Regions from separate parts of the Homo sapiens genome. Here region 1 is linked to region 2. Evidence: chromatin contacts called from ENCODE Hi-C or POLR2A ChIA-PET data. All regions are on one chromosome and are shown on one strand. Each heading gives the region's core, a stretch centred on a gene start or an enhancer-like site at or near the end of the contact. The rest is flanking DNA. Distances are from core to core; before and after follow the strand shown.

Region 1 (6,650 bases), core at 2,895-5,394, 43 kb before region 2:
CTGTCAGTCTGAATCATGCCTTTTCGTCCACTCACACTGCCACCCAGTTGTCCATGCTTGAGTCATGTCTATTCAATGGAGAATCCAAAAAAGGGCTACGACGAAAAGGTACGGAGAGCTACAGGACAGCCAAACACATGGAGGTTCCTGAAGGATGGTGCACCCAAGGAGGGCATGGAAACGCCTCGCTCTTTCTCACACCTCACCCTGGTCTATGTCCTTTGTAATATCATTTTTTGTTTTGTTTTGTTTTTTTGAGACGGAATCTCACTCTGTCGTCCAGGCTGGAGTGCAACAGTACAGCTGAGGAAGTGTCCTTCCCCACGTGCCCTGGCCCCTGCATCCTCCACCTTCTCCCATTCTTATCTTCTTTAATAATCTGTCCCTTTGGCTGGGCGCGGTGGCTCACGCCTGTAATCCCAGCACTTTGGGAGGCCGAGGTGGGTGGATCACCTGAAGTTAGGAGTTCGAGACCAGCCTGGCCAACGTGGTGAAGCCGTCTCCACTAAAAATACAAAAATTAGCCGAGTGTGTTGGCGCATGCCTGTGATCCCAGCTATTCATGAGGCTGAAGCAGGAGAATTACTTGAACCCAGGAGGCGGGGGTTGCAGTGAACTGAGTGAGATTGCACCACTGCACTCCAGCCTGGGTGACAGAGCGAGACTCCATCTCGAAAAAAAAAAAAAAGGCAAGCAGGTGTCCCTGCACTGGGCAGGACACTGGAAGGAACGAACCCCTGGGGACTCTGGCATCTCAGGAGGGCTCTGGTAACCACCTGCCACGCCCTCTCCTTTCCCACTTCCTGCTGGGCCTCTGTCCTCTCCCCAGGCCAGTCTCCCTCCTCGGCCCCACCCCTTGCTGCAGACTCTGCCTCCCTCCCTGTGCTCCGAACACCCTCAGGTCTGCATGCGTTTGTCCATCTCCCCAAAACATTCCTGAAGGGCATGGGCCACGTCCTTCCGTCCTTCCGTTCGCCAGCCCGTGGCAGTCACTGCTCTGCTGCAGAGGTCACTGAGCACTGCAGTGAGGCCAGGGAAGCAGGACAACCGCCCCAAATGTAGGAGAGTGAATAACAGGCGACTGAAAAGTGAACACAGGAAACACAGGCAGCTTTATTATTCCAAACAAGGCAGAAACAATCCCAGCCTTTGCAGGCCCACACAACAGGGGAGTTCTGGGAAAGTCCACACTCTGGGAAATGGCTATGCCCCACCACTGTGTACGGAGCTGTGCTCTGATCCATCCATTCTCCTTATAAGGAGCTCATTAGCTAAGGAGATTGACAGAAAAACAGTCACACGGAGGGAATCAACAAAAGGAAACAGCGTGAACACTGAGGTTACGTAAGGAAACGGGGAACCGCCAAGGCCTGCATAACAAGCACTGGCCTATTTCTGGGGCAGGGTCTCCTCCTGCACTGGCTCTGTGGCCCTCAGCTCAAACCAGGCTTAGAAATCAATTCCCAGCTCTCAAGGTGCTCCTAGTATAGATCAAGGGCAGCTACCTGGGGAGTGACATTGAGCCTGGCCAGTCCAGCCACAGGCTGGATGGAGCCTGAGCTTCCCATCGGAAACACTAGCCCCAGAACCCGCCTCCAACCTGCTGCTGAGGCTTTTAACATAGACGGAATGTGTACAAAGCACTTTAGAAATGCAGATTGCTAAGTAAATGCACACAGAGTTCTACTGCCGCTTCTTAAAATTGTTTCCTGTTTGTTTTAGGGATGTTTCTTCCGTTTATAGTCTATCTAGCTCACAAGCTTTAAATTCCTCTGAAATACATACATTTCTGCTATAAAGCAATATATACATTCTTAGAAAACCTCATGTTATCTTATTCCACATATTAACAGGACTTCTGTGAAACATGGGGCTAGAGCAGACCACTCAAACCTACAAAACATTGTCACTAGAGCACTAACAAAATCTTTTGGGACACCCAGGCAGGCAGTTCAGTGGGGCAAGAGGCTGCCACCATGGATATTAAAACTGCACCAAAAAAGTCAAATAGAAAGCCTGGCAAACTTTAATTAGAGCAAGGCTGACAGGTGCCAAGACAGTGCAGATGAAAGAGGAGTTCTGAGCCAGGGGGCTGTTACTAAGATGGGCCTGGAGGCAGCGTAGCCTGCCACGGCCAAGACCCCAGCAGGCTAGGATGTGGCTTTCTACGGGAGTGCCAGCTGCAGGCACTGTTTTTTTCTTGTTCCCAGGAGCCCACAGGGGCTCCTGCGGCAGAGCAGTCAGAGGGCTTTTTCCTTTCCTGCTGAACACTGTCATTCTCCTCCCACTATTCCACCTCCTTTGCCTAGGCAAAATCACAGGTGAACCAAAGCAGTGTCTCCATTATACCAACATCCTTCCCCTGGCCACCTGCCACGCGTGAATTAATTCACAGTACAGAAGTTCACATGGAAGCAGAGCAGCTTATCTGCCCCTGAGCTCTCAGGGCAGCTCATGACCACCCAGAGCACCTCTCCCGTGTACCTACCACACAACTGCATTTTCTGTCTCTTTCCACTGAAGGATGAGCTCCTCCATGGAACAGACTCACAGCTGTATCCAAAACACCTAACACTGCCTGGCAAGCAAATGGTGAGAGAAAGCCTGAGTTTATAAGAAGGGAACAGAACCCTGCCTTCTTAATCAAAGAAACATGTTGAACACCCACCTGGGACTTGGGAGTTCTAAATAAAGCAAGGCATCAACATCAAGTGCATGAACATGGTTTCAGCTTCAGCTTATAAACCACTAGAGGCTATCTATATAAGAGGGGATATTGTTATGACGAGCTTCTGAGCAGCCTCCCATTTTTTCAGATTTCCCATGGGATCAAACTATGAAATTTTGTTTGTTTGTTTTTGAGACAGAGTCTAGCTCCGTCGCCCAGGCTGGAGCGCAGTGGCACGATCTCGGCTCACTGCAAGCTCCGCCTCCCGGGTTCACGCCATTCTCCTGCCTCAGCCTCCTGAGTAGCTGGGACTACAGGCACCCGCTGCCACACGGGCTAATTTTTTGTATTTTTAGTAGAGACGGGGTTTCACCGTGTTAGCCAGGATGGTCTCGATCTCCTGACCTCGTGATTCGCCCACCTTGGCCTCCCAAAGTGCTGGGGTTACAGGCGTGAGCCACCGCGCCCGGCCAGATTTTTTTTTTTAATATTCATCTATTTTTCAGATTTCCTATGGTACCAAACTATAAAAGGTTTTTTTTTTAATATTTATGAACAGAAAAATAAATAGAAATTTTAATAGCACTATAACAATTAAAAAAGTAGAATTCATCTTTTCTTTTTTTTTTTTTTTTTGAGACAGAGTCTTGCTCTTGTCGCCCAGACTGGAATGAAGGTGCAGTGTCATGATCTCGGCTCACTGCAACCTCCACCTCCCAGGTTCAAGCGATTCTCCTGCCTCAGCCTCCTGAGTAGCTGGGATTACAGGCGCCTGCCACCACACCTGGTTAATTTTTTTGTATTTTTAGTAGAGACAGGGTTTCACCATGCTGGCCAGGCTGGTCTCGAACTCCTGACCTCTGGTGATCCGCCAATCTTGGCCTCCCAAAGTGCTGGGATTACAGGTGTGAGTCACAGCGCCCAGCCTAAAATTCATCATTTTAAACCTTCCCACAAAGAAAACTTTAGGCCTAGATGATTTCACTAATTCTGCCAAACATTTAAGGAACAAATAAAACCATTCTTACACAAAAACAACAATAAAAAAAGTAGATACTATTAGATTTTACTTATATGAACGGGAAGCAGGCCTCTCTGCCATCTGCGTCCTGAGGGCAAACCACCTTATCTCTGCAGATGGGCACGGCTGTAGCCTGCAGGCCAGTCTGAGGAAAGGACAGCATCTGCCTGCCCACTGGATAGCAAGGTGTGGTCACCAAAGGTTACTTTCAGGCCGAGTCTTCCCAGGAGGCCCTGGCCCCGGGCTGCTCTGGCTCCTGTGGGGTTCTCATCTACTCCAGCAAGTTCAGACATGTCTGAATTCCAGTGATGGACCTGGCTGGGCCTGAGCTGAGCCCACTGTCTTATGTGAAGGTGGCTGGGAGAGATGCCATTTGTCCTTCACAGTCCCCTAAGAACAAAAGATGAGCAATGCAGGTTGCGGTCAAGAAAGTTGGCAGCACTCCCAACCAGCTTCCTATGGCAAGAAGAGGCAATCCAAGGTGGTCCACCAGTGATTCAACCAGTTGAGACTGAGGTTAGGGGCCAGGACCAGGTCTCCCAGAGTTCCCCTTTGGGCCTGGTGATTCTCATGTGCTGTTTTCATGGATCACATGGGACACAGAGACAGCCCAAAGCTACTGGGCTCCAGACTCTGATCTCCTTCCCATAAAATAAGCAGTCCCTGAGAGAAAGGGCTCCTGCCTGGAACCAGACCAAAAGATAACAGGACACTCTGTCCTCTGCCCCAAAAAGTGCCCTCCCAAGGCTGGGGTTACGGAGCACTGCCTCAGATGTGACATTAACTGTCAAAAGCATCAGCCGCCATAAACACAAGCGACCAGCAAGAGGGGTACATGAGAAGGCACTTGGTTGATGTGGTGTCTGCCAGGTTTCTCCATCATAACTTTCCCATTTTAATTAGCAGGTATCTTGTGGTACGTGTTTGGGGACTGTAAGTATCTTACTCCTCATCAAACTTTCACCTACAAGTTTTAGCACCTATTGATGATTCTTGCCTGAATCAGTTCTTACTATGACAGTCGTGAAATGGTGATTTGCTTAACTCAATCATTCCTTTTCATTAATTAGATGGCATTGTATTATAAGCAAGAGTTCTTGTAATTCACTATTTTTTATTAAAAAAAACCTCCTACCTCTGTTTATTGCTAGGGCCCAGAAAAAAGGATACTCCAGTAGCACTGAGCAAATCTACCCAAATCTTGGTTTTTATATATAATTCTCCACTAAAAGGAACCAAGACTCTTTGGAAAATGGCTAGTACTCAAACTGGAAACTACAATGTGAGCCTGGAATACCTTTCTATGCCAAAATATAAGAAAGTGCTCAAAAACAATAGGAACACTCAAACAGAAGTGACCTTGTAAGGGCCCTCTCTCACTGGCTGAATTTGGGCATCAAAATAAATAACAGGGGCCGGGCGCGGTGGCTCATGCCTGTAATCCCAGCACTTTGGGAGGCCAAGGCGGGTGAATTGCCTGAGGTCAGGAGTTTGAGACCAGCCTGGCCAACACGGTGAAACCCCGTCTCTACTAAAAATGCGTGGTGGCAAGGCGCCTGTAATCCCAGCTACTCAGGAGGCTGAGGCCACAGAATCTCTTGAACCTAGGAGGCAGAGGTTGCGGTGAGCTGAGATTGCGCCATTGCACTCCAGCCCAGGCAACAAGCGCGTAATTCTGTCTCAAAAAAATGGAAAAAATAAAAATAAATAAATAAATAACAGGAATGGATTATAACTCGTTTAATGAAAATAAAATTCTGTAAGTCCATACTGACATTAATAAAATAAGGAAGGGCAAGGAGAAGCTAAAGCTTGTCTTTACAGAAGAATGCAAACTGATAAATGTGGAAGGAATGAGGAAAAAAAAGAAAATTACCAATTTTGTTTTGTTTTGTTTTGTTTTGTGTTGTTGTGTCTTGTTTTGTTTTGAGACGCAGTCTTGCTCTATTGCCCAGGATGGAGTGCAGTGGCGCGATCTTGGCTCACTGCAACCTCCGCCTCCCGGGTTCAAGCAATTCTCCTGCCTCAGCCTTCCGAGTAGCTGGGATTACAGGTGCCCACCAACATGCTCAGCTAATTTTTGTAATTTTAGTAGAGATGGGGTTTCACCATGTTAGCCAGGATGGTCTTGAACTCCTGACCTCAAGTGATCCACCCACTTTGGCCTCCCAAAGTGCTGGGATTACAGCCATGAGCCACTGCACCCGGCCTGAAAATTACCATTTTATAATCACCGTGGTTGCTGTGATTTGAATGTGCCCCCCGAAGTTCATGGGTTAGAAACTTAATCTGCAATGCAACAGTGCTGAGAGGTGTGACCTTTAAGAGGCGATCAGGTCATGAGGGCTCTGGCCTCAGGAATGAATTAATGTCACTATCATGGGAGTGGGTTTTTTATCTTAAGAGTGGGTCTGTTATCTTGAGAGTGGGTCTGTTATAAATGCAAGTGCAGCCCTCTCTTGCTTGCTCACTCTCTCACCTCTCTTACCCTCTCACTTTCTGCCATGGGATGATGCAGCCAGAAGGCCCTCGCCAGATGCTGGCACCTTAATATCAGACTTCCCAGCCTTCGTAACTGTGAGAATGTATTTGTTTTCATTATAAATTATGCAGTCTGTGGTATTCTGTTATAAAAGCATAGAATGGACTAAGACAATAGTAGTAACTCATTCAGGCAAGAATCATCAATGGGGAAAACATACCCTTACAGTGAAGAACCCTGGCAGACACAACCTTTACCATGTGATCAGATTTATACCAACAATGGGAGAAACAGACATTGTGTCCTTCTTACTTAATGGACTGACTGAGGATGCAGCACCACTCATGTAGACAGTATTGCCACCAAAAAGGTTTAACCTGAATGTAACCATAAGGAAACAACCAAACTCAAATTGAGGGACATTTGGCAAAATCACCTGAACTCAAAAATGTTAATTTTTTTTTTTTTTCCCCAAGAAA
Region 2 (7,214 bases), core at 3,785-6,284:
TATGCAATTCTCTGCCTCCACCTCCTGAGTAGGTGGGATTATAGGCACACACCACCACACCTGGCTAATTTTTTTGGTTTTTTTAGTAGAGACAGGGTTTCACCATCTGGGCCAGGCTGGCCTTGAACTCCTGACCTCGTGATCCACCCGCCTCGGCCTCCCAAAGTGCTGTCTGGTTTTTACACTTTTGAAAAGGAGGTCACAATTACCAACTCAGGTTAATTATTCAAATACGCAGAAAGAGAACAGTCAAATCCTAGTACTAACTGCACAGAAATCCTGACACAGAGTTCACTAACATTTATTACTTCACCTCTATTTGAAGGGAAGACCTCTCATGCAACCTAACAATGAAGCATGCTTAAAATTAATGAAGTTAACATACAACAGTGTTAGATTACTATTTATAAATAGGGAGATACATATAAAAATAAACTTTCAGGCTAGACTCGGTGGCTCCTGCCTGTAATCCCAGTACTTTGGGAGGCTGAGGTAGCAGGATCGCTTGAGGCCAGGAGTTTGAGACCCCCATTTCTATATGTATTTTAAAAGTAGGCTGGGCACGGTGGCTCACGCCTGTAATTCCAGCACTCTGGGAGGCTGAGGCAGGCAGATCACCTGAGGTCAGGAGTTCAAGACCAGCCTGGCTAACATGGTAAAACCCCGTCTCTACTAAAAATACAAAAATTAGCCAGGCATGGTGGCAGGCGCCTATAATCTCAGCTACTCGGGAGGCTGAGGCAGGAGAATCACCTGAACCCGGGAGGTGGAGGTTGCTGTGAGCCAAGATCGTGCCACTGCACTCCAGCCTGGGTGACAGAGTCAGACTCCATCTCAAAATAAAATAAAATAACCAGGTGTGGTGGCATATGCCTGTGGTGCCAGCTACTCAGAGGCTGAGGCAGGAGGATTGCTTGAGCTCAGGAAGTTAAGGGTACAGTGAACTATGATCACGCTACTGCACTGCACACTTCAGCCTGGGTGACAGAGCAAGACTCTGTCTCTTTAAAAAAAAAAAGAAAGAAAGAAAGAAAGAAAAAAACATTTGAAAGACTGGAGGGGCTAAGGGGGGTAAACAGGGAAAGGATAGTAACAGGAGACTGCTGTCTTTTGATATATACCATAAATACTACTTAACTTTTTTTTTTTTGAGATGGAGTCTCGCTCTGTCGCCCAGCCTTAAGTGCAGTGGCACAATCTCAGCTGACTGCAAGCTCCACCTCCTGGGTTCACGCCATTCTCCTGCCTCAGCCTCCTGAGTAGCTGGGACTACAGGCATCCACCACCACACCAGACTAATTTTTTTTTGTGTGTGTATTTTTAGTAGAGACAGGGTTTCACCATGTTAGCGAGGATGGTCTCGATCTCCTGACCTCGTGATTTGCCCGACTCGGCCTCCCAAAGAATACTGCCTAACTTTTTAACAATAAGCTTGCATTACTATGGGAAAAGTTATAATATACTTATTTAAAATGTATATAAATTCATACCCCACCATGTACTTCAAGATAAATCCCAAATGCATCAAAGATTTAAGACAAAACAATGAAAGTTCTAAAAGAAAACAATGAAAGTTCTAGAAGAATGAAAGTTGTAGAAGGTTATAAAGGAGCACACCTTTATAACCTTGGAATGGGGAAGGGCTTTCTAGCTTTGACTTATCCAAAGCCTCAAAAGGGCTGGGTGCAGTAGCTCATGCCTGTCATCCCAGCACTTTGGGAGGCCAAGGCGGGTGGATCACCTGAGGTCAGGAGATCGAGACCAGCCTGGCCAACATGGCGAAAACTTGTCTCTACTGAAAATATAAACATTAGCTGGGTATGGTGGTGGGTGCCTGTAATCCCAGCTACTCTGGAGGCGAAGGCAGGAGAATGGCTTGTTCCCGGGAGGCAAAGGTTGCAGTGAGCCAAGATCACGCCATTGCGCTCCAGCCTGGGCAACAAAAGCAAAACTCTGTCTTAAAACAAAACAAAACAATAACAACAACAAAAAAAACAAAGCTGCAAAAGAAGAGACAAAAATTAAAAAAATTTTCTCCATGGCAAAAACAAATCATCATAAGCAGAAACAAAGACAATCACTGGGGAAGCTATTTGCATCTCAAATCACATACATCATCTCTCCAATGTACTAAAAGCTCCAAGATGAGGTTTCCAAACACTCACTAAGAAATATGGGCAATGGGACCGGGCGCGGTGGCTCACGCTTGTAATCCCAGCACTTTGGGAGGCCGAAGCGCGTGGATCACGAGGTCAGGAGATTGAGACCATCCTGGCTAACACGGTGAAAGCCTGTCTCTACTAAAAATACAAAAAAAATTAGTCGGGCGTGGTGGTGGGCGCCTGTAGTCTCTGCTACTCGGGAGGTTGAGGCAGGAGAATAGTGTGAACCCAGCAGGCGGAGGTTGCAGTGAGCCGAGATCGCGCCACTGCACTCCAGCCTGGGTGACAGAGCGAGACTCCATCTCAAAAGAAAAAAAAAATATATATATATATATATACACACACACATAGAGAGAGAGACAGAGAGAGAGAGGCAATGGCAGGGTGTGGTGGCTCACGCCTGTAATCCTAGCACTTTGGGAGGCTGAGGTGGGTGGATCACCTGAGGTCAGGAGTTTGAGACCAGCCTGGCCAACATGGTGAAACCCCATCTCTACTAAAAATACAAAAAAAAAAAAAAATTAAAAAAAGAAAGAAATTAGCCAGGCGTGGTGGCAGGTGCCTGCAATCCCAGCTACTCGAGAGGCTGAGGCACGAGAACCACTTGAACCTGGGAGGCAGAGGTTGCAGTGAGCCGAGATCACACCACTGCACTCCAGCCTGGGTGACAGAGCCAGACCCCATCTCAAAAAAAAGAAAAAAAGAAAAGAAAAAGAAAAAGAAATATGGGCAATGAATATGAAAAAGCAGTTCACAGAAAAAGGAACACAAACAGAATTTTAAAACATATTCAGTCTCATTTATAACAAAATGCAAATGAAAACTAAATTCAGACACCACTTCTCACCTATTAGACCAGCAAAAATCCAAATGTCTGATAGCACACTCTGTGGGCCAAGCTGTGGTTAAAGAGACACTCTCCTATGATGCTCATGGGAGAACAAGTTAATCCAGCTCCCACAGGAGCAATTTGGCATGTTCCGTCAGAAGCATAAACTCTTTGACCCAGCAAGTATATGTTTGAAACTTACACACATGAACATATACATATGCACATTAATAATGATAGCATTGTCATAAGAGCAAAAGACTGGAAACAGTCCCTATGTTCATCATCTATGGGGTGACCCTACATCCCAGTTTGCTTGGGACAGCCCTGGTTTACACCTTTGCCCCAGTATAATTAATAATACAGCCCTGTTCACTCTTGAAAATGTCCCAATCTGGATGGTTGGTTTTATGGCTACCCTAATCATAGGGGACTAGATAATTGATGCTACACCCATATAATAGAATACCATGCAGCAGAAAAAAAGAATGTGGATGCTTTCTATGTATTGATAGCAATGTGTCTTGGAGACATTTGCCTAAGTGAAAAGAAAAAAACCCAAACAAAAACAAAAAGCCAGGTGCAGAATAAAATGCATAGCATGCTAACTTTGGGGTTAAAAATAAGAGGATATGATGCTACTCACATTTGCCTGTATGTGCCTAAGAAACTCTGGAAGGGTACACAAAATACTGATAACAGTAGTTACCAGTGTGTACGCATCTGGGAAGGGAAGGGAAGACTGAGTGGCACGGTCTTTCACTGTATATTTTTTCATAATTTTTTGAGTCAAGTAAAAATAAATGTTTGAATCTATTCAGAGTTAAACTTTAAGATGAAAAAGTATATAAACTGTCACAGACTTCTAATTCCCTACACAAGTCATCCTTCCTTTTTGTAACAGAACCCCAGACTAGATTTCCCACCCTTCCTTGAAGCTAGGTGTAGCCATGGGACTAATGAAATATAACAGAAAGTGTCACATGAGTCTTCTAGGAAGACATAAACTTTATTCTGTCTCCTGGGATATAGTTGTGATGACTGGAACTCTGGCAGCCATTTTCATTTATGAGGATAAATGCCACTCCCTTAAGGATGTGAGAGCTAAAAGGTGCCTGGATCCCTAATAATTTTGTGAATTCAGCATGCTAGCTTTGGAAGTTTTACCTCTGGACTTCTTTTTTTAATGAGAAGGGAGGAAGTTTCTTACCTTAAAGCACTGTTTTTCAGGACTCTATCCCTTGCCACTTAACCTAATTCTAACTGATACTGACGTGTGCTGATAAAACTACCAAAAAATATGTTAATTTTCATTACCCATTTTTGGTGTGATGATAGGACATTTTTATTTTCTTTGCGCCTTTGGTATTTTCTGTACTGAACATGTATTTTAGCATCAACTGTCACTTTAAAACAACATTTACACGATTACAGAAAATGGATCTTCTAGTTTCTGATTTTGTGTCAGGTAAATTTCACTTTCAAAGGAGATAATGACAGCAACCATCAAGAGGGATAATATCTCCAGAAGCCATTTGCAGTGGTGCTTTGTTAGCAGCAGAGATCTCATAGCATCACTGCTGCTGCAGAAGAACAGGCTGAGACCTTCCAGTTGAGTAAAAGCCGCCTGTTGCTTTAAATTGTAAGTGAGACCTAGAAGATGCTTGGAGCCAGTTCTGATTGAGATTTGCCAAATCCCCAGGCTCAGCTTGTCTGCTTTCTGGAAACAGGTTTCCATTGTCTATGACTGTCTGAAGCAGGGGAGAAATCCTCCATGGCCTGGGGAGATGGATGATAAAACTCACACGGGTGCCCCACTGGCTCACTGACTCATCCTGGAATGATCGGAAGGCCGGAAGCCTGGCACATGTTCTTGGACTCAAACATTGGTTTCCCACATTGCCATATACAAACAATTCCAGAGCGAGAGAATTTTTATAGAAGACCTGTTGAAAGTCTGAGAAGACCATCAGCAGGGAGCTCCCAGATGCCTACAGTTGTGCAATCTGTGAGTCATCCCGTTGGCCCCCTGCTGTGCTTCTCCAGCTGGGCTCGCAGCCTCCAAGGGATGAGGCCTGTCACAAATACCTGCGCGGTGCTGTGATGCACCTTTCTGGCGTGTCATTTTTATGTGAAAATTTGTGGTGGGGAAAGTCAACATTTTTTTTTTTTTTTTTTTGAGACGGAGTCTCCCTCTATCACCAGGCTGGAGTGCAGTGGCACGATCTTGGCTCACTGCAACCTCCACCTCCCAGATTCAAGTGATTCTCCTGCCTCAGCCTCCTGAATAGCTGGGACTAATGGCACGTGCCACCACACCCAGCTAATTTTTGTATTTTTAGTAGAGACGGGGTTTCACCATGTTGGCCAGGATGGTCTCAATCTCTTGACCTTGTGATCTACCCGCCTCAGCCTCCCAAAGTGCTGGGATTACAGGCGTGAGCCACTGTGGCTGGCCTGAAAGTAGTCACTTTTATATGAAACAATCATTGCTATGTCATAAGGGGAACAGAAACTTTTATTTATTTTGTATAAATTTAGGGGATACGACTGCAGTTTTGTTCCATGGGTATACTGAACAGTGGTGAAGTCTGGGCTTTTGGTATAGCCATCACCTGAATAGTGTACATTGCACCCATTAAGTAACTTCTCATGCCTCACTCTCCCTTCCGCCTTCGCACCCTTCTGTGTCTCCCGTGTCTATTATTCCACTCTGCATGTCCATGTGTACATATTATTTAGCTCCCATTTATAATGAGAACATTCAGTATTTGAGTTTCTGAAAACTCTGAAGCATTTATAAGGCTTCAAAATAAAAGATTTCAAAAAAAAATTACTGTAGTACACAGCTTCAAACTGTGTTCTGAGACCCCCTGGGGGCCACTGGGGTACTTTGGTCTAGGGAAAAGGTTTAAAACTCTGGCTTACAGGATTTCACGCTGACGCTAATTGAAACTGTCTTTGGGTCTGTATTACAATCAATCTTGTCTAGACACATTCACCCAATTTCTTCATGAACAAAGGTTTTCTTTAAAAAAATTATTTTTATTTTTTATAAAAAGTGGCTGGAGAAAGTGGGTCTTTTCCATCCTGTACACCCAGCTGGCCACTGGAGCCTCCTCTGCCCCCACCTGGCATCCCACCTGGCCTCCCTTCCCTTCCCTTCCCACCCACTGGGCACATCCACTGCTGTACCTGGTGGCTGTCTCCTGACCTCAGGAGGCTCAACCCTTGCAACATGCCTACCACTGGGCTTCAAGGCACCCATTTCCTGCTGAGGAGGTGGTGCCAGGACACACTAGGTGACCAAAGACACAGGTACCTGCCCTGGCACAGCTTGTAGTCCCTGGTTGAGGGTGGGAAACAGACATTCACCCCAAAATGACACCCATAGCTGGAGAGTTAAACATCTGATGATGGCCCTGAAGGAAAAATTAAGGCCACATTTTTTCAGGGAGCCCAGTTTAATTGGGGTGGGGGAATGGAGAGGTGTTTCTCTAAGGCAGTCTTGCTTTAGGTAGTCCTGAAAGGTGAGTAGAAGCTGGCAGGTAGAGGACAGATGCAGGAATGACTCAACGGGTTGCAGTGGGATTGGATGGGCACCTCCTGAAGGCTTTGGCTGGAAAATTCAGGTCAAATAATCCAAATTGGTTCCTACCAGGGCCTGGAATAGGCCACTGGGCTTTAGAACAAGACACCTCCAGTGGGTGCCATGGTTGTAGGATGGCAGGGAGCCCATCACAGTTTCCTTCCCCAAGAGGTGGCAACGAGGAGGTCACACTGCATCTGGAGTGTATCTGCTTAGGGCTGCCAGCAGTCAGGCTGGGCACTGGACAGCTGCCCAGGAAGCAGAGGAGAAAATAAACCTCCTCCTGGAGACTGAGAAGAGCCATAAACCGGATGTTGGTGGTGGGGGCTCAGGACCTGCCTGGGTGGTTCACTCAGGCTTCACTATTTGCTCCTCCTGCCTGGGCCTCTGGCTGTCCCCTGTCACACAGAGTGACCTGCCTGTCCCAAGGCTCTTACACGGCTGCCAGCAAAATCTGAAATTCAGATAAACAACCAATAATTCCTGAGTCTGTCCCAAATATTGCAGGAGGTGTACTTACGCTAAGAAATTATTCACTGTTGGCCAGGCGCGGTGGCTTACACCTGAATCCCAGCACTTTGGGAGGCCGAGGCGGGTAGATCACGAGGTCAGGAGTTTGAGACCAGCCTGGCCA

What was found. Hi-C counts contacts between places; a loop is a spot of excess contacts on that map. ChIA-PET counts read pairs that join two places held with the same protein, here RNA polymerase II (POLR2A). Pooled maps may share reads with other maps.
Region 1: a map of PC-9 shows a loop between it and region 2 (6-fold over the local background). The contact joins two enhancer-like sites. A Hi-C loop is called at or near these places in 1 of 168 maps with a recorded cell type or tissue (PC-9) and 1 of 50 pooled maps. POLR2A ChIA-PET finds 5 or more read pairs at or near these places in 11 of 52 experiments (A549, AG04450, BJ and 8 more).

Annotation. Positions count from the first base shown.
Region 1 is chr17:15,961,270-15,967,919 of GRCh38, reverse strand. All of the region lies in intron 1 of ADORA2B (adenosine A2b receptor), which reads right to left. Among named protein-coding and RNA genes, the nearest start is that of ADORA2B, 19 kb to the right of the region's middle. RefSeq lists enhancers at 1-441, 442-1,028, 1,029-1,614, 1,615-2,201. Within about 2 kb of position 4,144, at least 6 of the 41 ENCODE cell types and tissues checked have a DNase peak (open chromatin) inside an H3K27ac peak, as active enhancers do; they include PC-3 and PC-9, where a contact is called at or near this core.
Region 2 is chr17:15,918,676-15,925,889 of GRCh38, reverse strand. It overlaps a transcript of ADORA2B not described here. Among named protein-coding and RNA genes, the nearest start is that of ADORA2B, 23 kb to the left of the region's middle. Within about 2 kb of position 5,034, at least 5 of the 41 ENCODE cell types and tissues checked have a DNase peak (open chromatin) inside an H3K27ac peak, as active enhancers do; they include PC-3 and PC-9, where a contact is called at or near this core.